Regions from separate parts of the Homo sapiens genome. Here region 2 is linked to region 1. Evidence: chromatin loops called from intact Hi-C (ENCODE). Cell type or tissue: PC-9. All regions are shown on one strand. Each heading gives the region's core, and the rest is flanking DNA. Links, peaks and the distances in the headings are about the cores only. Region 1 has its middle 40 kb from the start of LINC01118. Region 2 overlaps LOC124906004 (a long non-coding RNA gene).

What was found. Hi-C counts contacts between places; a loop is a spot of excess contacts. Peaks named below come from ENCODE experiments on the same cell type or tissue, not always from the same donor. Only the 100,000 strongest peaks of a DNase experiment are listed, where the experiment ranks them.
Region 2: it touches region 1 in a loop (3-fold over the local background); 18 of 110 quality-filtered maps call a loop at or near these places.

What each region holds. Positions count from the first base shown.
Region 1 is chr2:46,770,803-46,783,094 of GRCh38, forward strand. No RefSeq gene overlaps it. Among named protein-coding and RNA genes, the nearest start is that of LINC01118, 40 kb to the right of the region's middle. RefSeq lists a silencer at 10,948-11,242. In PC-9, for the core only: CTCF peaks have their summits at 6,111 (motif pointing left) and 6,311; DNase peaks (open chromatin) are centred at 6,109 and 8,829.
Region 2 is chr2:46,866,768-46,879,059 of GRCh38, forward strand. It overlaps LOC124906004 (a long non-coding RNA gene), which reads left to right. Exons shown (of 2, transcript XR_007086310.1): 2 at 8,076-8,553. Among named protein-coding and RNA genes, the nearest start is that of MCFD2-AS1, 26 kb to the right of the region's middle. RefSeq lists enhancers at 5,183-5,477, 6,633-7,132, 11,846-12,292 and a silencer at 5,183-5,477. In PC-9, for the core only: a CTCF peak has its summit at 10,229 (motif pointing left); DNase peaks (open chromatin) are centred at 7,044 and 10,184; H3K27ac peaks cover 446 bases.

The DNA of each region.
Region 1 (12,292 bases), core at 2,605-10,604:
TCTTAACTCTTCCCAGGCGTGGATTCTTCATCACCTACCTCATCGTGGTGTGGAAATGTAAACTGAATAATCTTTGAGAGATACGTAACCCAGGGCCCGGCATAGCATATGTGCTTGGTAAATGTTACCGTTTTCTTTGTGGTTACATCCATCTATGCATGCTAGTCCATTCGTGGAAATGCAGTCCTGGAATCCAAGGGTCCTGATGAAAATTGCAGTCTTTCTTTTTTCTGCCTAAGCCTTGGCTAAAATATATATTCAGCAGGTAATTCTCCTATATACTATTGGTTTACTGTGGAGTTTTATTGAAGGATGGAGGCAAAATGTTGAAACATTATCTCCAAATCTTCATAGGAAAAAAAAACATCTATGAAACATCTTACCCAGAAAATTACTAGGAAGCAGATAGTATAAAAGCAAACCATAATTCTATTCAAATTTTTATTTTAATACTCATAAAATGTTTTAGTTTTCCATCAAGTGAAAGAATTTATCTTTGGAATCAATAGAAATATAGTTATTATAAATTTAGTTTATGCTTTTACATCCTGGTAGAAATGTAGCAATACACATAAAAATAAAAGTTTCATTGATTTTTTTTCTCCAAATGCACCATCCTATTTTGTAACCTTGGCTATGTGTATAGGACCAGGAAACACACACACACACACACACACACACACACACACGACATGACCTGGGGCATGGCTACAGTAGCCATAAGAGCTCTTGTACCATCTTCTCCCACTAATACTAATCATCACAGGTGTGTCATCTGTGGGAAATCTACATTGTCTTCAGCTGCTGCCTAAGACTTTGAAAACCAGTGTGCTTCCTTTTACAACAGAAATTTCTGGGAAGATTCCCAAGTGTCCCTTTTCATCTAATTTCTGTTGGTCCCTCCTTCCTTTTACACACTTGCTAGTTGTTCCTGGGAGCTCCTTGAAGGCAGGGACCTTACCGTCCTGGCCCTTGCTGCATCCTGAGAGCCCAGCCCAGTGCTCGGCTTATGGTAGGCCCTCAGTAAATATTTGTTGAAAAATGAATTAATTTTCAAAAGTAATATTTAATTATCTACTGTATAAATATTTTAAAGGCATAAAACATGGTCTTTTGCCCTAAAACTAAATCGCTTCAATTCAAAATAATTGAAAGAATAAGATAATATTATCTGCTAGTTTTACCTTGCCTCATGTCAAAAATTTTAATTAAAAGTAATGCTTTGGCTGGGTGCAGTGGCTCACGCCTATAATCCCAGCACTTTGGGAGGCCAAATCACTTGAGGTCAGGAGTTCAAGACCAGCCTGGCCAACACGCGGAAACCCCACCCCTACTAAAAATACAAAAAAATTAGCTGGGCGTGGTGGTACGTGCCTGTAATCCCAGCTACTTAGGAGGTTGAGGCAGGAGAATCCTTGAACCTGGGAGGCAGAGGCTGCAGTGAGCTGAGATTGTGCCACTGTACTCCAGCCTGGATAACAGTGAGACTCTGTTGCAAAAAATTTAAAAAAAAAAGTAATGCTTTATTCTTTTATTCTAACTCTAGATTCAATCACCTGACTACCTTATAGTTAAAAGTCTTTTCTGACCTTATTAATTTTGAAATTGAGACCCAACCTTTTTAGGCCTTATTACTTCATTCTACTGGTTATATACCCCCTTTAAACCATAAGAAATGGGATTCACATCCTTTGATTCTATAACTGCTAGAAGTTAGAAGATCTGTTTTACTTTGAAATGCCTACCATTTGTTGAGAAGTGGGAACTGTTGTGTATCAGGAAATGAAGAAAAGTAGTTCTACCTATTAACAAAGTTTTCCCCCCAAAAAGACAAGAGACAGTGGGACATAGGTAAAAGTCCACATAGCTGTCACTCCTGGATGTTTCTGTTTACACCGGATGGATACCAGAATCATGCTTTCATTCTCTAAGGCAGCATGTTTAGAGTATTGGAATATTGTCCTTAGGACCTAGATGGAGAGGCTTCTAACAGGATGTCCTGAAAACTATATTACACTTATAAGAAATGCCTCCAAACACCCAAACACAGATCAAGTGAAACAAAGTGGTCTTTTGATTTTAATGGTTTGTGACTTCTAGTGCATGTTTGTCCTTAGGTCCTGGTGTGTCACAGGTGCATGCTATTCCATGCAGAGGCACGTATTTCTTCCTGGGCTTATGCTTGTAATCCCAAATTTAGGGAGGCTGAGGCCGGCAGATCACTTGAGGTCAGGAGTTCAAGACCAGCCTGGCCAACATAGCGAAACCCTGTCTCTACTAAAAATACAAAAATTAGCCAGGCATGGTGGTGCACGCCTGTAGTCCCAGCTACTTGGGAGGCTGAGGTGGGAGAATTGCTCAAACCTGGGAGGCAGAAGTTGCAGTGAGCCAAGATCGCGCCACTGCACTCCAGCCCGGGTGACAAAGTGAGACTCCGACTCAAAAAAAAAAAAAGGCCAGTTGTGGTGGTTCACGTCTGTAATCCCAGCACTTTGGGAGGCCTAGGTGGGCAGATCACCTGAGGTCAGGAGTTCAAGACCAGCCTTGTGAAACCCCGTCTCTACTAAAAATACAAAAAGTAGCCAGGCATAGTGGCGTGTGCCCGTCATCCCAGCTACTTGGGAGACTGGGGTAGGACAATCCCTTGAACCCGGGAGGCAGAGGTTGCAGAGAGCCGAGACCACACCACTGCACTCCAGCCTGGGTGACAGACTGAGACTCCATCTCAAAACAACAACAAGAAAGAAAACCAATGTCATGTGAGTTACACAATCAAATCAGAAAAATTTTGAGGAAAGAAGTAAATAATCTTAATCTCTTTATCTCTGATTCTCTGGCTCTTTGGGTGACTAGTTCTTTTAGGTTTAAAAACTTTATATAGTCTTTGATTCTGTGGTAATTTTATTCTGCTATCAAGTGAAAGGATAAAATCTAATGGCCCAAAATATACTTAATTTGAATTTTTTGGTTAAATATATTAAGTGGCTAAAAAAATATCATCCATCTGGAATTTCTGAACCTCACATCTCAGGAAAAGGATATCTCATGCTTGCCACCTCTATGTCCAGTAAATGACTCCTCCAAGAAAGAACTTGGCCCAACCCTTGAAAGCTCTGCTCTAGTCCCCACCATTTGTAACAAGAAACACATTCAGGTGTGGCAGTTACGTGGTCTTTGGCCTGTGCCTTTTTTCTCTTGTCTCTTTCTGGAATTAGGAGGACTCACTTCTTTCCTCTAACTGATACACACCTCAAGTCACTTGAGCCCACTTCTCAACATACCCTAGGTTCCCATCAGTTTAGAACAGTGCTTCTCAAACTCTTTGGTTTCAAGACCCCATTACATGCCATAAAATTATCGATGACCCCAAAACACTTTTATTTGTGGATTTACCTACCAATATTTATCATATTAAAAATTAAAACACAAATTAGAAATATATATTTGGTTATAAATAACAATAAGCCCAACATACATTAACACAAATAACATGTTTTTGGAAAATAACCATTTTGTAAAACAAATGAGAAAAACAGCATTGTTTTAATCTTTGCACATCCCTTTAATATCTGGCTTAGGCTGGGCACAGTGGCCTATGCCTGTAATCCCAGCACTTTGGGAAGCTGAAATGGGAGGATCACTTGAGCCCAGAAGTTGGAGACCAGCCTGGGCAACATGGCAAGACCCAGTCTCTACAAAAAATTAAAAAATTAGCTGGGCATGGTAGCATGAGGCTGTAGTCCCAGCTGCTACTTAGGAGGCTGAAGTGGGAGGATTGCTTGAGCCTGGGAGGTTGAGGCTGCAGTGAGCCATGATTGCACCATTGCACTCCAGCCTGGTCAACAGAGACACTGTCACACACACACACACACACACAAACACACACACACACATCTGACTCAATAGAAGACAGCTGGATATTCTTATCTGCCTCTGCATTCAATTTGTTCCAATACATTGCTTTGGTTAAAGAATATGAAGAAAATGTGGCTTCACATATATATGTAGTTGGAAAATGAGAGGCGTATTTTGATAGCCTTTTCAAATAATTGTGGGTATTCTTCAGTGATATTAGAGCAAAACTTGACAAATCATAGTTTCTTAAAGGCCAGTTGCAAAGTAGAATCTGAAACCCTATCACTGAACTGTGAAAATGTATTACATTAAAATGCACTGGTCTATCTTGTTCTCTGAGTGGATTTTGTAGCATCATGCATTGCATTGGTCATTTAGAAAATACTGGTTCACTGAGTCACACAGTTCTCCCAAATTTTCAGTCATTTCAGTATACAATATTTTTTTAAGTCCTATTTATTAATAGCACCACTGATCTCATCCTTAAGTACTGGGAAACTCATAATATTGGATACAAATTTCCCCCAAATTCCAATTTTTGGTTGAAAACTCAGATTTTATCATTAGCAACAAATACTGTCTATTGTTTTTCTTGACACAGAGTGGTTGGAGTGCAGTGGCATGATCAGCCTCAGTTTCCTGAGTAACCGGGGCTACAGGTGTGCGCCACCAAGCCTGGTTAATTTTTGAAATTTTTTGCAGAGACAGAGTCTCGCCATGTTACCCACGTTGGTCTGAAACTCCCGGCCTCAAGCAGTCCTCCAGCCTTGGCCTCCCAAAGTGCTGGGTTTACAGGCATGAACCATCATGCCTGGCCCCAGGATATTCTTGAGTGAAGCTGGCTTGCTTTTGCTTTTGCCAGGCCATAGCAGTAACAGTTAACTCCTAGTATACTGATTTCATTGATGCTAAGGCATGACTTTTGCTGACAATTGCTTTTGCACCATCCATGCACATTTCAACACAGTTGTATCAGGATAAATCATAAGATTCAAAAAGTTATTCAACACTTTGACTATTTCAGCACATGTGTTTGTTGCCAAGCATTTATGTAATATCTTCAATCATTAAGTGGGGCTGATAAGAACAAAAATAAGAAAAATAACAAATACAGTCATATCTGTAGATGTGTCCATTTTGAAAGTACAAGTGCAATTCTGCAGATGGTATATTAGTCTTCATGTTTATAGTGAAATCCGAAATTTGACAAGGTACCATGTTTTGGGGAAGTGGCACTGGTTTCTTTTACTAACTTGTCCTTCAGCAGGCATTGAGCAACGTCAACTGTGTAAGGCTTTGTCATTCAGCTAGTATATGTACTTTTCCAGCCAATGCAATATGATAACTCACCCTGTAGGATGCTTTGGTGTCTTTTTCATTTCTAGTTTGAAAACATGAAGAAATATTTAGCTTTTAAAAAGCTCATATTGTGTACATTAAAAATATTTTTCCTTTATACTCTTATCAGTCTCAAAATGACAATCTGAAATTGTTTTGTTGCATAAGACACAATAAGGGGAATTATTAGCATCCACAAAGGGAGGGGAAGATATCTTTCATTGTGTTTTCATTTCTTCATCCAGTTTTTTTTTTTTTTGAAGTTGATCCGCCCTTCCATGAGTCAGGGAACTCTGATATTTCAGGTTCAGGTATGTCAGCATCTTATATGTAGATGCTACATGTGGGAATTGAGAAAGCAAGCCTTCTCATCTTTTGTTTTTAAGCCAGTGATCTATCCTTAATGATAAGAAAAATATTGTATAAATAACTTTTCTCTTTATTTTAGAATATTGAACTCTAAAGCAATAACAGTTTTAGATGAATTTTTTAAAACTTATGAAGTTTTGAAAAAAATTTAAAATATTGCAAAACAACACAGTATATTATTTGTTGTTGAGTTTTCAAATAGATGCAAGGGAAATTCGGGATTTCAAAGCAACAATACATTGGACAATAATGAGGTCACAGAAATTATAGCAGGTATAATGAAAGATAGATACTGCAGTGAAAGTATTAAGAACAAACTGAGTTAATCTCCGAAAATGCACATATATATATTCTAAATCTACCACCTTAGAAAATTCTAAAAAACACAAGAATACAAAAAGCACTTGTTGCCAGAACAAAGTATCCTATGTCATGTAGCCTCTGGAAGCTCTACCATATTCTTGAGAAAGGATGAAAGTAAGAAAAACAAATGATGTCTTCATATTATTGTAAAATAGTTTCGACCTCACAGTCCTCCTGAAAAGATCTTAGCGCCCCCTGGAGTCCCCAGGCTACATCTGATGAATCACTGGTCTAGGGAGCCATCAGTTTTAAATGAGTTTAAATTGTCTTAAATATGCTTATTACACTTTCTTTATTTGATGCACCTTGTAGAACCTAAAATTAGATTTCAGGAGCTGCTGACGCTTTGAATGAAGTAAGAGATATCAGAGGTTAACAATTCAAGAGCCATGAATTCTCATTTTGATCCATTAAATCCTTCTACCTTTGCAGCATGAGTCTAGAAGCCCTGATTCAGTCCTTGTTAAAAAGCTGGAAATAGGCCGGGCGTGGTGGCTCACACTTGTAATTCCAACACTTTGGGAGGCCGAGGCGGGCAGATTACCTGAGGTCAGGAGTTCGAGACCAGCCTAGCCAACATGGTGAAACCCCGTCTCTACTAAAAATTAAGAAAAAAAAAATTAGCTGGGCATGGTGGCATACGCCTGGAATCCCAGCTACTCAGGAGGCTGTGGCAGGAGAATTGCTTGAGCCTGGGAGACGGAGTTTGCAGTGAGCTGAGATTGTACCACTGCCCTCTAGCCTGGCCAACAGAGCAAGACTCTATCTCAAAAAAAAAAAAAAAAAAAAAAAAGTTGGAAATAGCTGTTTTGCTGTTGATAAATGAATGGATTTAAATTTCCACATGTTGCTTCTCCAGATCATTTCATGATCATTCAAGTGGAAACCGCAGCAATTAGAAGTGTTGCATATGGTTGGAATGTAATCACTTTACATTTTGAGCGTTCCTTCTAAAAGCAATTTCTTTTGATTCAATGTAAAAATTCATAAGTACATATCAGGCACCCATACTATCCAGGTACTAAAGGGAATACAAAAGGTGCACATCCTACTCCTCAATTATTAATTTTTGCGGCTGGACGCGGTGACTCATACCTGTAATCTCAACACTTTGGGAGGCCGAGGTGGGCAGATCACCTGAGGTCAGGAGTTTGAGACCAGCCTGGCCAGCATGGTGAAACTCTGTCTCTACTAAAAATACAATAATTAGCTGGGTGTGGTGGCACGCACCTGTAATCCCAGCTACTGGGGAGGCTGAGGCAGGAGAATCTCATGAACCCAGGAGGCAGAGGTGGCGGTGAGCTGAGATTGCACCACTACACTCCAGACTGGGATTTAAGAAAATGTGTAGTTAAATATTGCCTAAAATGCTCGAATGTAGGTTATAAACAATGAGAATAGGGCCCATGAAGAGATTTTCGTTTTTCACAGAGGTGAGACTTAAAAAGGCCTTGAAGGATAAATAGAAATAGAAGCAGAGTAGAAGGGTTATTCCAGGAGAATATTAGTTTGGATGAGGGCACAGAGGCAGGAAGATGGAGCTTAGCTTGAGGGAATGGAGGTCACTGGTGCTGTGAATATTTGCAGACAGCCATATCCAGAGCTGAGAGGTGAAAGAACAGACTGGAATAGTTCTTTTCTTTTTCACTCTCCTACCTTATTTGCTTTTGGTTTAGCAAGGAGGATCGAAAGTAAACCAAGAGAAATGGTGGGGGGCAGCAGAGGGAGGTGGGAGGGAAACTCCAGGATGAGTTATGGTCAGCCAAAAGAAGCTGTTGAAATAAAATGACCAAGAGTTAATGCCTTTATAGACGCAGGGATGCACAGCCTAGATCCCCTTCCTCTAAAGGACTTGCTGCCCATCCACTGAAAGCTTGGTCAGCAGCCAGCCCCCAGCTATCGGCTCTTTCAGGGCCTGCCTTGTTGCAAAGGGCCGCCTCCCTGCAAAGAGCTGCCTTGCTCAAAGAGCTGCCTTGCACTAGGTCATGCTCTTCTGGTGGCAGCTTGCATCCTGTCACAGAGAGGCAGGGGTGTGAAAGCACAGCCATCTCATTTGCTCTGCAGGACAATATCCACTCCAGAGTTCCTGCTAGACTGGCCAAGACCTTGTTGCCATTCAACTTCTTTCCCATTCTACTCGCTCCCTCCTTCCTTCACAGGTGTTGAGCCCTAATAAAATTTTGCACCCGAAATTCTGCTTCATTATCTGTTTCTGGAGAACCCAACCTGTAACATTTTCCCAGCCAGGGCTGAATACACACACACACACACACACACACACACACACACGTGCTCTCTCTGTATATATGTTTCTGTGTATGTATATATGTATGTATATTTTTAATTACTTTTCTCCATTCAATAGTATACTGCCTATCAATTATTAGCAAATTGTATTTTCAACCTGTTGGCTTATTTATTCTAAATATAGCCATTTTCCTCTAAAGAGAAATCTTTGTTGCCAAAAGAATTTTATAATGGCAAAATCAGTCATTTTCCCCACTAATCGCAATGTAATTTTGCCCATTTTGAGATGGGCAAAAATCATATGTTCAGAACAGTAAGGTGAGACAGAATCAGCTAATTTACTGATAACTGTGGGCACTACCTGAACTGACGTATCATGCTGCTACGCACTTTAGTACCAGGCTCTCTGGTGGCCAGTTCTTTGCAGGATAACGTGGAATAATGCTTATGTAAAATATGACTTCCAAGACTAATTCTCAACTTCAGACTCCCCACTCCCAGCATTATTGCTTTGGCATTAGTAATGTTAGTCAGAAATATGAGTAATTCTTGGCAAGAATGGGAAGCATTCAACTTGTAACTTCAAAAAGACATTATCTGAAAGGTTGAAAGCCAGTTTCTAATAGTACCTGGTATCTTGGCTTCAGGGCTCACAGCAATCCTGTGGAGAAAGTATGAGTTTCCCATTTCAACAAAGAAGGTGAGGCTTAGAGGGAAAGGAAGTTGCTCAAGATTTGCTCTGGAACAGAGCCAGGATTCCCACTCAGATCTTCGACTCTGAATCCTGCAGGCCTTCACCTGTGCGAGCACTGAGCGCCTGGCTGCCAGCTCCAGAGCTCCTCTGGGGCCTTGGTCAGTGTGGTGTTGTTTATGTCCAGCACACTTTCCGTTGGTCTACTGGAGGACAGTTCCTGTACAGGCAGATGACTTCCTTCACCAAGGACCTGTGACTCTCTCCCTGAGGGCTTTCTCTGACATCATCTGCACATGGACAGCTTAGACTGAAAGTTTCAGGGGTTCGATGCCTTCCAGAGGCACCTCTCTAACAATAAGAGCCCAGATTGAGTGGAAATACCCCAGCTTCCTTACCACTCCAGCCTCCATGCCCTTAGTGGCATGATTCCGAGGTGCATCCTACACTGACTCTTGGTGGCTCCCTGGCCAGAGCTCATTCGCGTGGCCCTCAGCAGCTCTCCTCCTTCCCTGGCTGTCTTCCTCACCACCTCTCCGTGATTCCAGGAATCAGCTCCCGAATAAACGACTTGCACCCGAATCCTTGTCTCAGGGTCTGCTTCTGGGGGCACACCGAGGAAGACAGCAATCCCGTCCTAAGGTTTTGCACATCTGAGCCAGAGGGACCCCCTGGGACCGGGTCTCAGGGCTGAGTTTTGGAGGAGTGGGAGACACTCAGGGTGCGGCTTGAGGAGGGATGAGGTGAGACTTTGAGGTCGGCAGATGGCATTTCTGGCAGGCGCCTAGCATGGAAGGTGTGAGAGGAAGAGGGAGGTTGGGGACAGTGGACATCCTTGGGGGTGGTGGGGAAGGAATCAGGGCTGGGAACCTGCCTCTGTCAGCAAAGGGAACTGTGCCAGTGGGCCCCAGGACCAATGCCAGGGAGGCCACGTTCACCCAGCGGCTCAGCCAAGTCTTTTTAAGGAGTGGAATGGGAAATGCCGTTTACTGGCTTGCTGTTGGCCCAGTATTTATTGTTTTACATTTTTGCCCTGGAATTTCCATTGTCCTTACTCCTTAGAGGAGACTACACTTTTGCAGCTAATAAAATATGTTCTCCAGGTTAAATGGCATTTCAGCAAGTGCCATCATTACATTTTTCAGCACCCAGCCACTTACATAGCTCTTCCATTTTGTCCTGATAAAATCACCCTGTGCAGTGAGCAAGGCGAGGGTTATATGCCCGCCTCTGCGATGCTGGCTAATGTGCTCACAGCGCCCCAGCTATGAGTAGCATGGGTCGGGGGAGTGCACAGAGCCTGTCAATGTGGCTTCACTCCTGCGGCAGGCCCCAAGGGTGACAGCCCTCTGCTGGCGGACTCAGAGCTATTCCAGGAGTAGGCTGGGCTGGCCCCACGAGGGGCAGAAAGCCAGCGCCTATAGATGCAGCTCTCTTCTACCCATCTGTCCTCTCGAGCCCCCACTGCAGCCGGCTGGGCTTTCCAAGTCCTGTTTTTTTCCATTGATTCTAGGGATGGCAACGTTTGGATAGAACATCAGAGCTCGGTTGGTGCCTGGGCAGTCATGACCGTGGGCATGGGCAGGGCAGCATGGTGACGTGGGGCTGGGCTCAGGATCAAATGAGACAGGCCTGAAATCCATCAGAGCCTCTTAAAGCCTGGACAAGTGGCCAGTTCTTTGAAGGGTTTATATCTGTATTGCCTAGTGCAGCTTCCAGATGTGTGGTTTAGGATGTTGAAAGCACTTGTTATTGCTTGTGTTAATATGATGAAAGCAATACTAATAAAGTGTAGTCTCTGAGGCTGATGAATGTGATCTCTGAGGCTGCTTTCCCCAACCTTGGGGAGGTGGGCTGTTGGGTGGCCATGTCAGATTCAGTTCTGGCAGGATGCTGGGGGCCTTCCGGCAGCACCGATGCCCTGGCTCAGAACCTTTTGCTTGTTGCTCCCCAGGGGTGGTCAAGGCCAGGGAGCAGCTCCAAGCCTTCCTGGCAAGGCTAGCTGTGGAGCCGGAAGCGGGGACCCTGCCCCATCCATCCTCCACAGACTCCAAGTCCTTCCAGGCCTGGCCCCGCTGCTCAGTCCTGCTCAGTCCCATGTGGAGGGAAAACTCCGAATCCTAGAGTGGCCTGAAGTCTCCCAAGTGGGGAGCAAGGAGCAGGCAAATTGGTGCCCTTTCTACTGAAATATCTGCTTCTTTGTCACATCCAACAACTCCAGGGAATTATGACCTTTCTTGACCAGCATTTTCCTCTAACCTTTCCATCTTCCTCCCAGGAAAGTGAGGACTCAACAATACAAGTTACAAAACCCTTCTGCTGGAATCAGACCAAAAGGAAGCTCTCTAATAAGAATCTATTGTGAATGTTGTGCTGTTGTGCCTAGATCTCCACAAGGGCACAGATGACTGGGAATTCACATCTCTCGCTCCTTTTAAACCCTCAAGTCTGAGTCTAGCTGCTGCCATACAGAGACCGTTTCCCTGTGAAGCCTCTAGACTTGCCACTGAATTGACCTGCCCTGTAGAAAGGACATTTCTCTTCCCTTTGGATAGAGTATTGTGAGAAGGCTGTCTTTGAAGCCTCAGAAGAGTGGCTTTTGTCTCCTTTGTTCCCATAAGGAAAAAGATGTCAGATGAGAGGCCAATCTTTTGTCACCTTCCCAGAGACCACCCCCATAGGAATCTGCCCCTCCTCCCCTCTTAGCTGTAACTAGCTAGATCAGGGTGCGCTCTGACTTAAGGGTAGCCTCTCCCAAGGCCACTGAGTTGTGGCCTGGAAAAAGATGATCTGGGCCTCTTAAGATTCATCCTTCAGGACGTAAGTTTGGGAAACTGAGCGGCTGTTGACATTTGAAGTGAGAGCCAAAGCAGAAGGATTGTGGTGCAGAAAGCAGGGAAGCAAAGAGAAACAGGTCTTCTCCATGATGGTCATGTGCAGGTGAGGGCATGAAGTAGCCAGGAGCAGAGTCAGGAGAATGGAGTAGATGCTCAGAGAGCAGGGTCAATGCTCCACACGTTCCTGGAAAGGTGGGAATGTGGCCCTAGCCAACTCAGTCTCAGATCCCACGAGAGCCACCCAGGCCAAGGCTTCTGTTCTGAGACACCATCTCTTTAACATAGATCCCTGCACAAAACCCCTCTTTTCTGAGCCAGCCCAAGGAGGAGTCTCTGTTTCTGAACCTCCGCTTATCAAGGGCAGGTCTACTGGCTAGTTGAGGATAATGCTAGAAACCTGCCTTGTCCAGTGCAGTAGCCACGAGTTACACGTGGCTCTCAAGCACTTGTAGCACTATGGCTGGTCCAGACTGAGATGTGCTGTGAGTCTAAAATTCACACTGCACCCTGAAGACTTACGGCCAAAAAAAGAAGGCAAAATATCTCACTAATAATTTTTATATATTGATTATATTAAAATGAGAATATTTTG
Region 2 (12,292 bases), core at 2,891-10,890, 96 kb after region 1:
CAGCTCCTGACAAACCACCCATGTGTCCCATAGCAGACCAGAGCCTGGTTTCAGGCCTTCGGTCTTTAGGGTGAGGATGTGATAGCCAAGGCCAAAGTCCAGCTGGCCGGGGGGAATGTGGGCCGGGTCCTCGGGAGGGAGGTTGTGGCTGGGGCTGCAAATTTGAGAGCACACATTGAACATACAGTAATGGGTGACTCTGTGTGGGGATGGAGTGGGGCTGAATGGGATCTGAGGAGAGAGAGGTGGGGAGGGCTGACCTCTGGGAACACCGCGTTCTCAGGAAACAGCAGTTCCTGTTGTAAAACCTGGCTCCTCGCCTGTGACAAACTTCCTGATTCTGAACTGTACAATGGCTCTCAGTGCTGGCACCTTCTTGGGAGGAGCAGGAAGTGGGGGTGGCGGGGGGACCTCACCTTAGTGAAGACCTACTGTGTGCTGTCGTTGTGCCTCATGACATTTACCGACTCCTTCGGAAGCAGGTGCTGCTGTTCCCACTGTGCAGATGTGTGAGGCTGATTCCTACCTCGTAGCTCCTCAGACTCAGGGCTACACCTTGGAGGGGTCAGCTTTTTTTTTTTTTTTTGAGACGGAGTTTGGCTCTTGTCGCCCAGGCTGGAGTGCAATGGAGCGATCTTGGCTTACTGCAACCTCCGCCTCCTGGGTTCCAGAGATTCTCCTGCCTCAGCCTCCCAAGTAGCTGGAATTACAGGTGTCCGCCACCATGCCCAGCTAATTTTTGTATTTTTAGTAGAGATGGAGTTTCGCCATGTTGGCCAGGCTGGTCTCGAATTCCTGACCTCAGGTGATCCACCTGCGCTGGCCTCCCGAAGTGCTGGGATTACACGTGTGAGCCACTGCTCCTGGCCCAGCTTGCTTTCTGAGGCAGCCTAAGCCCCAAGCTGGGATTGCAGGGACCTACATTCTTGTTCCGGTTGAGTCACTAACTACCTAGGTGTGCTAGGGCAGGGCCTGTCACTTCTTTGGGACTCAGATTCCTTGCCTGTAAAGAAGGTTGGCCCTCAGAGCCCCCTTGCAATTTTAAGGTTCTAGAATTCCACTTTTGGGACCAGCTGGTGCCCCATGAACAGCTTGTTGTGGTTCCTACATTAGTTTAGATTGGGGTGTCCTACAAGTCCCTGTGGTGAGAAAGGGCAGTCTTCCTCCCGCAGCGAGTCAGAGCCTACCTTGGCAGAGGCGTCGGCCTTCCTAATGGGCTGAATCTCCCTCTGCCTCTGAATTATGTTCAACTCGACAAATACTGACTGGGCCGATCAGCATGCCTGGCTCTGTGCTGAGTGTCACTGAACTCGAGGAACTTCCCTCCAGGAATTCTGAGTCTAGTAGAATAGACAGGCAATGAAACCTTACTGAGAGAAGCGCAGGGCTGGGCATGATGGCTCATGCCTGTAATCCCAGCACTTTGAGATGCTGAGGCGGGAGGATTGCTCGAGGCCAGGAGTTCGAGAGAGAAGGGCAAGAGACAAGGTCCATGAAGGGAAAAATTCACTCCATCAGGGAGGTCAGGGATGGTTTCATAGAGGAGATGGTTCCTAGGTTGGATTTTGAAGAATGAATAAGAGTTCGACAGATTGACAAGGCACGTAAACTTCTCTAGGCAGAGGAAATAGAATGTGCAAAGGCACGTCGTTACGAAACAGCATAGTACAGAGGAAAACTGCAAGGGTCTGAACTGAAATGAAGACAAGAGGAGCACCAGGAATGAGGCGGAGCGGCACGTGGGAGCAAAGCACACAGGTGTCCCTGACCACACGCCTCCTTCCTAGCGCTCTCCTGATGGGATAGTTAGTGGTCCCTCAGCCCACCCAACCCGACCTAAAACAGCTTCCAGGTTCCAAACAGCATCTCTCCTTCTGTCTTGGAGGCCCAGAGTTCTGTTTCCCATAATAAGAAGCAGGAAACTGAGGACCTGGGAGAGATGAAGGGACCCACCCCAGGATCTGCCAGTGCAGCCCCTTGGCTCATCTGTCCTGTGGCTCATCTTCACCTATCTTCCCTTTAGACCCATGGCTCTCAACAGGGGGCACCTTTGACAAAGTCTTGAGAGGATTTTGGTTTTCATGATGGGGTGCTACTGGCATCTAATGGGTAGAAGCTGGGGATTCTGCTTCCTGAAATGCACAGGACAGCCCTCAAAACAAAGAAGCCTCCAGCCCAAAATGTCACCAGTGCCAAGGTTGAGAAGCCCTGCTGTAGACAGGGGTGTCAGGGGTGTCAGGGGTGGTCCTGCCCACAGAGGCCAGAAGGAGCCCAGATGCCTGAGCAGGGCTCCCCGGAAGGCTCTCTACTGATGAGAGTAATTCTGATAATAGCAATAGTTATAGTCCATGTGCCCATGTCACCAATGAGGCTTAGAGAGGCTGTGAACTACCCAAGGTCCCTCACAGGCAGGAGCAGGGCCAGACCTGAACCCCCCGTTTCTGGCCTCCTAGGCCAAGCTCCCTGTGTGCCTCCTGGACAGTGTCCCTGCAGACTCCTGAGTCCTCACTGAAGGTCAGAGCCTGCCCGAGTTTGAGGAGGTCCTTCTCTCCCCCTTCCAGCGTCCCCAACTCCAGGCAGCCCATGGGCTAGGGGATTTTCTTCTTCTTTGGAACTTAGCACATGTTCTGAGTCTCTGACACTGTGGCCCAGCAAGGCGTCTGCCAGGAGCAGCTCCGAAGCCCACCCTCTTCCAGCCTCACTCAGGGCATGTGGCGACTTGTTCTGTCTCCAGGACATTGTTTGTGCCCCACTGTGGCTCCAATTTTATTTGTTTATAGACCAGATGAGGCCTGCATTTGCTGTCGTTTTAACCCTCACCCTCAGCTCTCCCAATTCACTCATCTGCTGTCTGGAGAGTCCCCCTCCCTTCTTCCCTCCTACTCTTTCCTTGCCCCTACTCCATGCCTGTGCCCATATCTTGCCCCTCCCTCTGCACCCTGAAGCCCTGCTCAGCTGACCTGCCTGCCTCAGACCCCCAGGGCCCCTTTGCCTGGCTGGCCTCCCCCAACTCCTAAGCCCAGGACTCCAGGGCACTGATCCCAGAGCCCCAGCAGCGCCCAGCCCCGAGTTTGGCAGTATCTTCTGAGTGAAGGACTTGCTGGCTGTAACGGAAACCCTCCAGCAGATCAGTCCATGTCCAGTTGGAGCACAGGCCCACAAGCTGGGCTGTCTGGGTTGGAATCCAGCTGCTCCCCTTCCTGCCCTGGGACCTGGGGCAAATTCCTTCACCTCTCTGTGCCCAGTTCCCCATCTATAAAACATAGGTGGCAATAGCAGGGTTGTGGTGGGATTCCAGCTGCAAAGTCCTTTGAGCAGTGCCAAGCACAAGATAAGAATGTGTTGCTATTATTATTATTATCATTATTATTATATGCCTTTGTGCTCACTTTTGAAGTCTGAGCACTAGAGTCCTGATCTTTGGCCACCTAGGGGTCCATGCAGGGGTGAAGACCACGCCCTCTCCTGGCTGGATCCCAGGTGAGCATCACTGAACTCCTCCGCCCAAGGTGCATCCAGTGCTGACTGGATGAGAGAAGGAAGGGGGACAGTTTTGATGGCAGAAGCCATTCTATTCCTCCTCTTAGCACATGCACCGCTCCGAGGAAGATCCAAGCAGCTCTTTGCTCCTGGACACGTAGCTCTAGGAAGGGTGAAAACCTGGCCCTGATATTGGTCCACAGAGAGACCATGGAGCTCACTGCCCAGTCCCTGGAGCCCATCTCTGTTCCTGCTCTAAGCCCCTGCCTGCTTCCCAGCCCCACCTTCCCCTCCTCAGCAGTACCCAGCCCCTCTGGTGCCTCAGAAGCATCCACAGCTTCCCACGGGGCTTGTGAGCCTGACTCAGAGGCAGAGGGGTGGGGGCATCAGAATCTGAGCCTGGGGAAGGCCAGCCTTCTGCTCCAGGCTGTGACCGTCTTCACTCTTGCCTTTGGCTGTCCCTGTGTATCTGAAACTCACACAGCTCACCGCAATTTCCATCTCCTGCCACAAGTCCTCCCCCTGGTCAATATACCAGACTTCTACCCCCTCATCCCAGAACTGTGATTCATCTCCTACCCACCCTAGAACCAACTGTTGGGCCCTCTCCCATTCTCAACCCCAGGAGGCGCTTTGCCCTATTCTCTTCCAGTTCCTGCGCTTCCTACCCATCCTCATCCTGCCCACCTCAGCCATCCCACTCCATTCTTTTATTCCTCCCCTCTGCCCTGTGGCTCCTCTTTTATCCCCCAGGAGCTGGCCCCACGGAAGACTACCCATCACCAGGGCAGTACTGGGCGGCCACTTGTAGGGAAAGTGGGGAGTCTAGTCCTTAACCATCCTCAGGGCCTTGACATCAAGCCGTCCAACCTGCAGGCCCTGGCTTTTGAATGATCTATTACTAATGTTGTTTTTGTTGTTTAGCACTCTCTTATCAAAGAGCTCATTTATTCCTTGCAATAACCCGGCAGTTAGATAGACCAAGTCTAAGGCTTCTCTTGTGAGTGGCCCCAGTTGGGAGGAGTGTGAAGTCCTCCTAACACCTGCTCCCAGACCATCTTGGGTTCCTGTTGCCAATTTCAATTAATTGCTATGAAGGATGAGAAACAGGATGCAGAGAAGTTCTATCTTCCCTTTAAGACCGAGAATACCCTGAAGGCATTGCCTGAGGATATCTCAAAGGGAAGGACCACATCTCCTCCACACCAGGACATCCCCAAGCAAGGCCTTGTCTTTCCTTCTATCTTCAGTACTCAGTCCATAGGACTATATTAAGACCCCCAGTTGGTGCTTTTTCTGGGTGAGTGACTAGCAGAGAAACCTAGCACTCATTTCCCCCTCTGTCTCTTTCTCTCATAAAAATGCTTTTATTTCGTTCTGGGGATGGCCTGACAGTGGGGCCCTGGGGCCCATCTGCTGGAGGAAAAAGTCAGTGAGGGACAGAACAGCACAGCTGCCAGTCTGGCTAGACCTCCTCTCTGAACTGGAACTCCTCCGGAGATGAGTATGGGTGTGATGGGCCTGCGGCCGAGGATGTTGAGGGGTCTCCACCAACTCTCCTTTCCTGATCAGGTTAATACTCGAAAACAACTTTCATCTCTGCTTGGCCTCAGCCCAGTCTTTTCCTTCTGCCCTCCCAGCATGAGTCCTGGAGCCTGAAAGAGACCACGGTTGGGAGAAGATGTAAGTAAGGAACTACTATGGCCTCCAGACCTGGTCTCCTTCCAAATCTACTGTCTCAGGCTGTTCCCTCTGGCCCATCTTCCTTATCTAATAGGTCTAAAGCTGCACTGTCCTTCAAAGTTAACCTCAGACTTCACCTCCTCCAGGAAGATTTCCCTGAATCTAGCCATGATGCTGTCTCCCTTCTCGGAATTCCTGAGGTCAATAGAGTCTGTACCAGGAATCTGCTGCACGCCATGTGCTCTGGTTAAGCACGCAAGTTATTAGGGCTGTTCACAAATACTCCAGCCCTCCCTCCTCTGGGCTCTTGAAAGGGGTTACTCCCTGCCCACTTGAAGTTAGGCCGCGCCATGTGACTTGCCACATGAGCGGAAAGGATGAGTGTTGCTTCCAGGTGGAAACTTTTAAAGTCAGCATACTCTTTTCCATGACAATTGTCCAAGTGCCACATAATAGCTGCTTGGCCCTCTGGCTGACTAGGACAGGCTGAGCACCTGAAGATCTGTGATGAACATGTCATTGTGAGCAAAAAAGAAACCTTTGTTGTTTTGAATCAGTAAGATTTTCTAAAGCTGTTTGTGACTTAGCATAACCTGGCCTGTCCTATGTGATGCATTACGTGAGCAACCAGGATCTCCCTTGACAAGCTTGAAGTTCAGAAGAAGTTCATATTTTCTCCTAATTTTCATTCAAATTAGAAAAGCTTTTGATCCTAACCTGCTAAGACTGGTAGGAAGTAGTCTTTCTCCTGGAGTTCTCACTCCTAAGCATTCACAGGCTGTTTAGTGTTACTATAAAGGAATACCTGAAGCTGGATAATTTACAAGGAAAAGAGGTTTATTTGGCTCTTGGTTCTGCAGGCTGGGAAGTTCAATAAGCATGGGGCTAGCATCTAGCATTTGCTCAGCTCCTTGTAAGGGATTTTGTGCTGCATCACAACATGGTGGAAGGTCAAAGGGGAGGTGGACATATCTGAAAAGGCAAAGCCTGAGGGGGATCCTGGTTTTGTAATAGCCCACTCTTCCAGGAACTAATCTGCTCTCATCAGAGTGAGAACTCACTTATTGCCTTGGGAACAGCACCAAGCCATTCTTGAGAGCTCTATCCTCAAGACCCAAACATCTCCCACTAGGCCCTACCTCCCAACACCACATGGGGGATCAAATTTCAACATAAGATTTGGTGAGCACAAATCACATCCCAACTATAGCAGGCCTCTAGGATGGCTTTCATGGATCATTTGAATCTGTCTCCCATTCCTCCTTCTCATCCTCAGTTACATTGGTCTTCCTGTTCGTCCTTTGTTGAATAAATAGTTGCTTTCCCAGCTCCACAACTGGGACCCTGGACAGGCCCATCTCCTGGTGGACATGCTCACCAAAACCACTGGCAGGGCAATGGTTTTGGGACTACAAAGTGCTGGGATTACAGGCGTGAGCTACCGCATCCAGCTGATGATCGCTTTTAAACTGGCAGTTTCTGCTCCCCCTGAGACATTCCTCCCCCTCAACACTCCAATCTTACTTTGCACCATCCATGGATTTCTGAAAAGATGCCAGGAAATAGATTGTGGGGAAATTATCCCCTGTTCTGAATTTCCAGTGAAGAGTGCTGTGTTGCAGCACATGTTCAGTAAATCATCTCATAAAGTAACACCCCCACCACCACCCCATTGCACAGATCTGGTGAATTCCTCTAAGCTCTCCCCTCCCCTCCTAACTGAATGAGCTCTCTCCCTCCAGGCTCCTCTGGGTTGGAGGTGGAGGCCAGGTTAGGGAGACCCCCATCATTGAAGGTTTAAAAGGACAATGATGAGACATTTGCCATGAGGACCTGAGGAGCCGCAGGCCTGTTAGTCACAGGCGATGAGTCACCCTGCATTGTTTGTGCTGGTGATCCTTCGCAGATGCAGGCAGACTGCAGGAGGAGTTGAGTTCCTCCTCTTGCTCTGGGTGTGTGGACTGGTGCGTGCACATGTGTATGCACGTATGTGTGTGTATATGTGTGTGTACATACACACATGTGCTTGGGCCTGCAGCCCAAAGTGCACATGGGACAGCCTATATCTGGGAGATTACTATTTCCTAACACATTTGGGGTAATAATTACTGTCCTTCAATCAGAAGCTTGTGTGTCAAAGATAACAGGGCACATGGGCTGTATAGGCATCAGTTTCTGGTTGGAATCATCCCTTTGAGGTTGCATGGAGATTTAGGGGCTGTCCACTCAGCACCCCACTCCACTCTTTTTCCCTGGGAAATGCCCTCCACCCACCAGCCCTCTTGGTTAGAGCCACAGAGACTTCTGGATCTTGTCCATACAGTGTCTACCTCACCTGGCCACAATTTACAAGGCCAGGAGTGGGCATTAGACATGGAAAATTGGAATTGGGACTACAATTCCAGCCTTGGACCAACTGCGCTGGCTGGAAGCCATGTAAATGGAGGGCTCTGGGTGGCTGTTTTCCCCACTCTGCGAGCTGGAAGCAGAAAAGTGCTGCTGTGAGACAGAATGAATGTCTAGATGCCCAGACACCCAGAGAAACTGAGCGGGCAGCCTCTTCCTCTGTCCATGCCATTTGTCCCGTTTTAACATCCATCCCCCGTCCTGTCTGCATCCTTCAAGATCAGCTCAGGGGTTACCTCCTCAGTGAGGCCTTCCTCTATTTCCCCACGGAGGGCACCTCTTCCCCCTCTGGGTCACCTCCCTCTTTTCTTACCAGTCACGTCAAGGTTATTTTTGTTTCCCCCTAGAATGAGCTCCCTAAGGACAAGAACTCTGGCTCTGTGACCTTTCTACACTTAGCAAAATGCATCGCACATAATGGTGCTCATAAATGCCTGGGGACTGATGAATCCAAACAGCTGTGTCCTACGGCCAGTTTTGACCTTGTCTCTTTCTCTTCTTTTTAGGAGGAAAGAGCCAGGCTTAATCTTGGTCTCTCCTGTCTCTGTGGAAGCCTGAATTCCCCTCGGTTTATGAGGTAAAGAATAGCTGGTCTCCTTCACATGCTTTCCCGACCCTATCCTGGATAAACTGAGGCAGGAAGGCATCTGCTTTCTACTCCAGTGATGTTGCGGCCGGGATGCCTTCTGGGGAACTCGAATGCTGCAGGCAGAGGGGCTAGTTTCTGAATTGCTTGTGACATGTTTGGCTACCAGTGACCAAAGTCCTCTATGGCTGGCATTCTTTAGTTTAAAGAATCGAGGGTGTCTCTTAAACCAGGGATGAGGGCCTTGGAAACCTTCCAAAAATTTTTATACAACGCGGGTACATACAACTTTTTACAAATATGAAATCATACTGTACATCCTTTCTTTTGTGACCTATTTTCATTCAATAACATTTTACAGTTTTCATGTTAATAAACCTAGCTGTACATTACTGGTACATACTAGTTACTGGTACATTGACATTTATGACCAGTTGTGTTTCCATGGTAAGGTTGTGTCAGAGCTGGATGCATGTGCCCTGTTGTTGGATATTTATCTTATTTGTCATTTTTGCGTTGAAACAACGCTATGAATGAATAGTGTTGTAAATGCGTCTGGACTGATCGTCTCTACTGGATAAGTTATTTACAGTGGCATTGCTGGACTAAAGGGTAGACATTTTTTTAAAAAGTTTTCTGATGCATAACACTGTCAAAAGACAAAATTAGGCCAGGTGCAGAGGCTCATGCCTGTAATCCCAGCCCTTTGTGAGGCCAAGGCGAGCAGAGTGCTTGAGGCCAGGAGTTTGAGACAAGCTTGGACAACATGGTGAAAACCCATCTCCACTAAAAATTAGCCAGTCATCGTGGTGTGAGCCTGTAATCGTAGCTACTCAGGAGGCTGAAGCACAAGAATCACTTGAACCGGGGAGGCAGAGGTTGCAGTGAGCCTAGAACATGCTACTGCACTCCAGCCTGGGTGACAGTGTGAGACTGTCTCAAAAAAAAAAAAAAAAAAAAAAAAAAGATAAAATTACATCAAATCTAGTTTAAAGATCTTCATTGTTTTTTATTTGCAATTCATGAATCTGGCAACACCTCTTCTGGAATGAGTGTTCAAAACAGCTGAACAGAGGAGACTGGCTTTATAGACAGAAAAGGGCTGAGGAAAGGAGACACAGTGAACAAAAAGTGGATCTCGGTCATTTTAAAGTTACTCTCCTTATAGGGTTAAAACAGAGGCTTGTTTGGCAATCTGGCTACTATCTTTCACTCTCCTGATTTCTGGGAAGGTCAGATAAACAACTTATTTTTGGCTTTCTGGGGTGGAGCTTCAGCACGAGTGACTCCATTTTGGTTTGGTCTGTCCCATCCTAGCACAGGGGCTCAGTCCTAACCAATGGGCTCTTCTAAATGTATTTGACAATACCTAACCACCAAGAAAAGACTGTACCAGTGAAACTCTTGGGCTCTTCTAAATGTATTTGGCAATACCTAACCACCAAGAAAAGACTGTACCAGTGAAACTCTCGGGCTCTTCTAAATGTATTTGACAATACCTAACCACCAAGAAAAGACTGTACCAGTGAAACTCTCGGGCTCTTCTAAATGTATTTGACAATACCTAACCACCAAGAAAAGACTGTACCAGTGAAACTCTTGGGCTCTTCTAAATGTATTTGGCAATACCTAACCACCAAGAAAAGACTGTACCAGTGAAACTCTCGGGCTCTTCTAAATGTATTTGACAATACCTAACCACCAAGAAAAGACTGTACCAGTGAAATTCTTGGGCTCTTCTAAATGTATTTGACAATACCTAACCACCAAGAAAAGACTGTACCAGTGAAACTCTTGGGCTCTTCTAAATGTATTTGACAATACCTAACCACCAAGAAAAGACTGTACCAGTGAAACTCTCGGGCTCTTGTAAATGTATTTGACAATACCTAACCACCAAGAAAAGATTGTACCAGTGAAACGCCTCCCTCTCCAGGAGCCTATAAGAGTGCACATTCCCTCACACCTGCACCAGCACTGGCCTCTATGATCCTGCAAATGCTTTTAAAGGAGTCAATTCATCCGTCATAAGAAATAAACATTGCCCTCTGCTGCTTAAAATATAGCTTCGCAGGAGAAAATCCAAACTTCCTGGGGAGGGACTGACATCTATTGAACAGATTCTACCACATGTCAGGCACAAGATAGGTCTGCTCTCATTCAGTCCTGCAAGGTAGACATGATTGTTCTCATTCAGATGAGCGAGTGAACGCTTAGAGAAGTTGAGTAATTTGTCCAAGGTCACAGAGCTAAGGAGTGGCCAGAGTTAGGCTCTGACCTCGTCTGAGGACAAGGTTCATGCTCTTTCTCCATGTGGCTTCTGTCTCTCCATCTATGACACAGAACCATCTGGCCCCAACTCCCGTCTTCCAGCCTCACTCCTTCCTCCACCCAGCCAGGTCCCCGCGCGGTAGCCACACTAGTGCCTTAGAGGAGAGTGTGCCCTGTGTTAGCCCAGGCACTGCTAGATGGTGGAATCAGAGAGATTTTAAGATTCCTTATCAGTATTTTCTACCTTGGCGATATTTTACCTATTTAATAAACAAATGGAGGGTTTTTTAAATTTTAAAAAAACCCATTGCCAAGATTCTCTTGGAGAAAAGATTCTCTTGGAGAGTTTCCTGATGTCCCCCAGACACGCGCGTGCACAAACTCTCACACACACACACACCACACACACCCACTCACACACATACACACCACACACACACCCACTCACACACATACACACCACACACCCACCACACACACCCACTCACACACACCACACCCACGCCCACACACCCACACCACACACACCCACACACACCCACTCCACACACACGCACTCACACACACCCACTCCACACACACCCACTCACACACATACACACCACACACACCACATACCCATACACACACACCACACACACACATGCACACACCACACACACACCACATACATTACGCACACACCACACACACACCACACATACACCACACGCATACACGCATACACACCACACACATACCAGACACACCACACACATACACATACACCACACACACCACACACATACCACATATACACCACACACATACACACATAGATGCACACACACATACACAGACACACCACATACACACACATACACATCACACACATATACACACACCACACACATACACACATACACACCACACACACAGTCCACGCACACCACACACCACACACATACACACATCACACATACACACCACAAACACATACACACACACACATACACACCACACATACACACCACACACATACACATGCCACACACACACACACATACACAGACACACCACACATACATTCACATGCCTCTGCCAACACCACACACACACATACACGCCATACACACCACACACTATACACCGTACATACACACCACATACATACACACCACATACACATACACACACTCACACACACACATACACAGACACACCACACATACATTCACATGCCAGTGCCAACACCACACCCACACACACATACACACACCATACATACATACCACACACATACCACACACCATATACACCACACACACCACACACCATACATACACACCACACACATACACACCACACATACACCACACACCATACACATATACACCACACATACAGACATACACACACTCACACATACACGCACACCACACACACATGCACACACATCACACACATACACAATACACACACCACACACATACACATATACTCACCACTCACACACACCACAACACATACACACCACACACATACACATACCACACACACCACACAGATACACACACACCACACATACACACATTCACATACATACACACACATATACATACACACCACACACATACAAACACGCATACACACACACCACACCACACACACACACACACACACACACACACAGTGTCCGCCTGGGCTGGGTGGGCTACAGGCTGTAGGCAGAAGAAAGCAGAGTGCCTCAGAAATATCTTGTGACCCTCAAAGGCCACAAGGGGTAGCTGGAGCCAAGCCCGCCCCAGTCAATTCTCCCACAATAGGCTACTGTCCTTTAAGCATGTCCAAGAGCTACTGCTGGTCTCTGTCCCGCAGGGCCCTGAC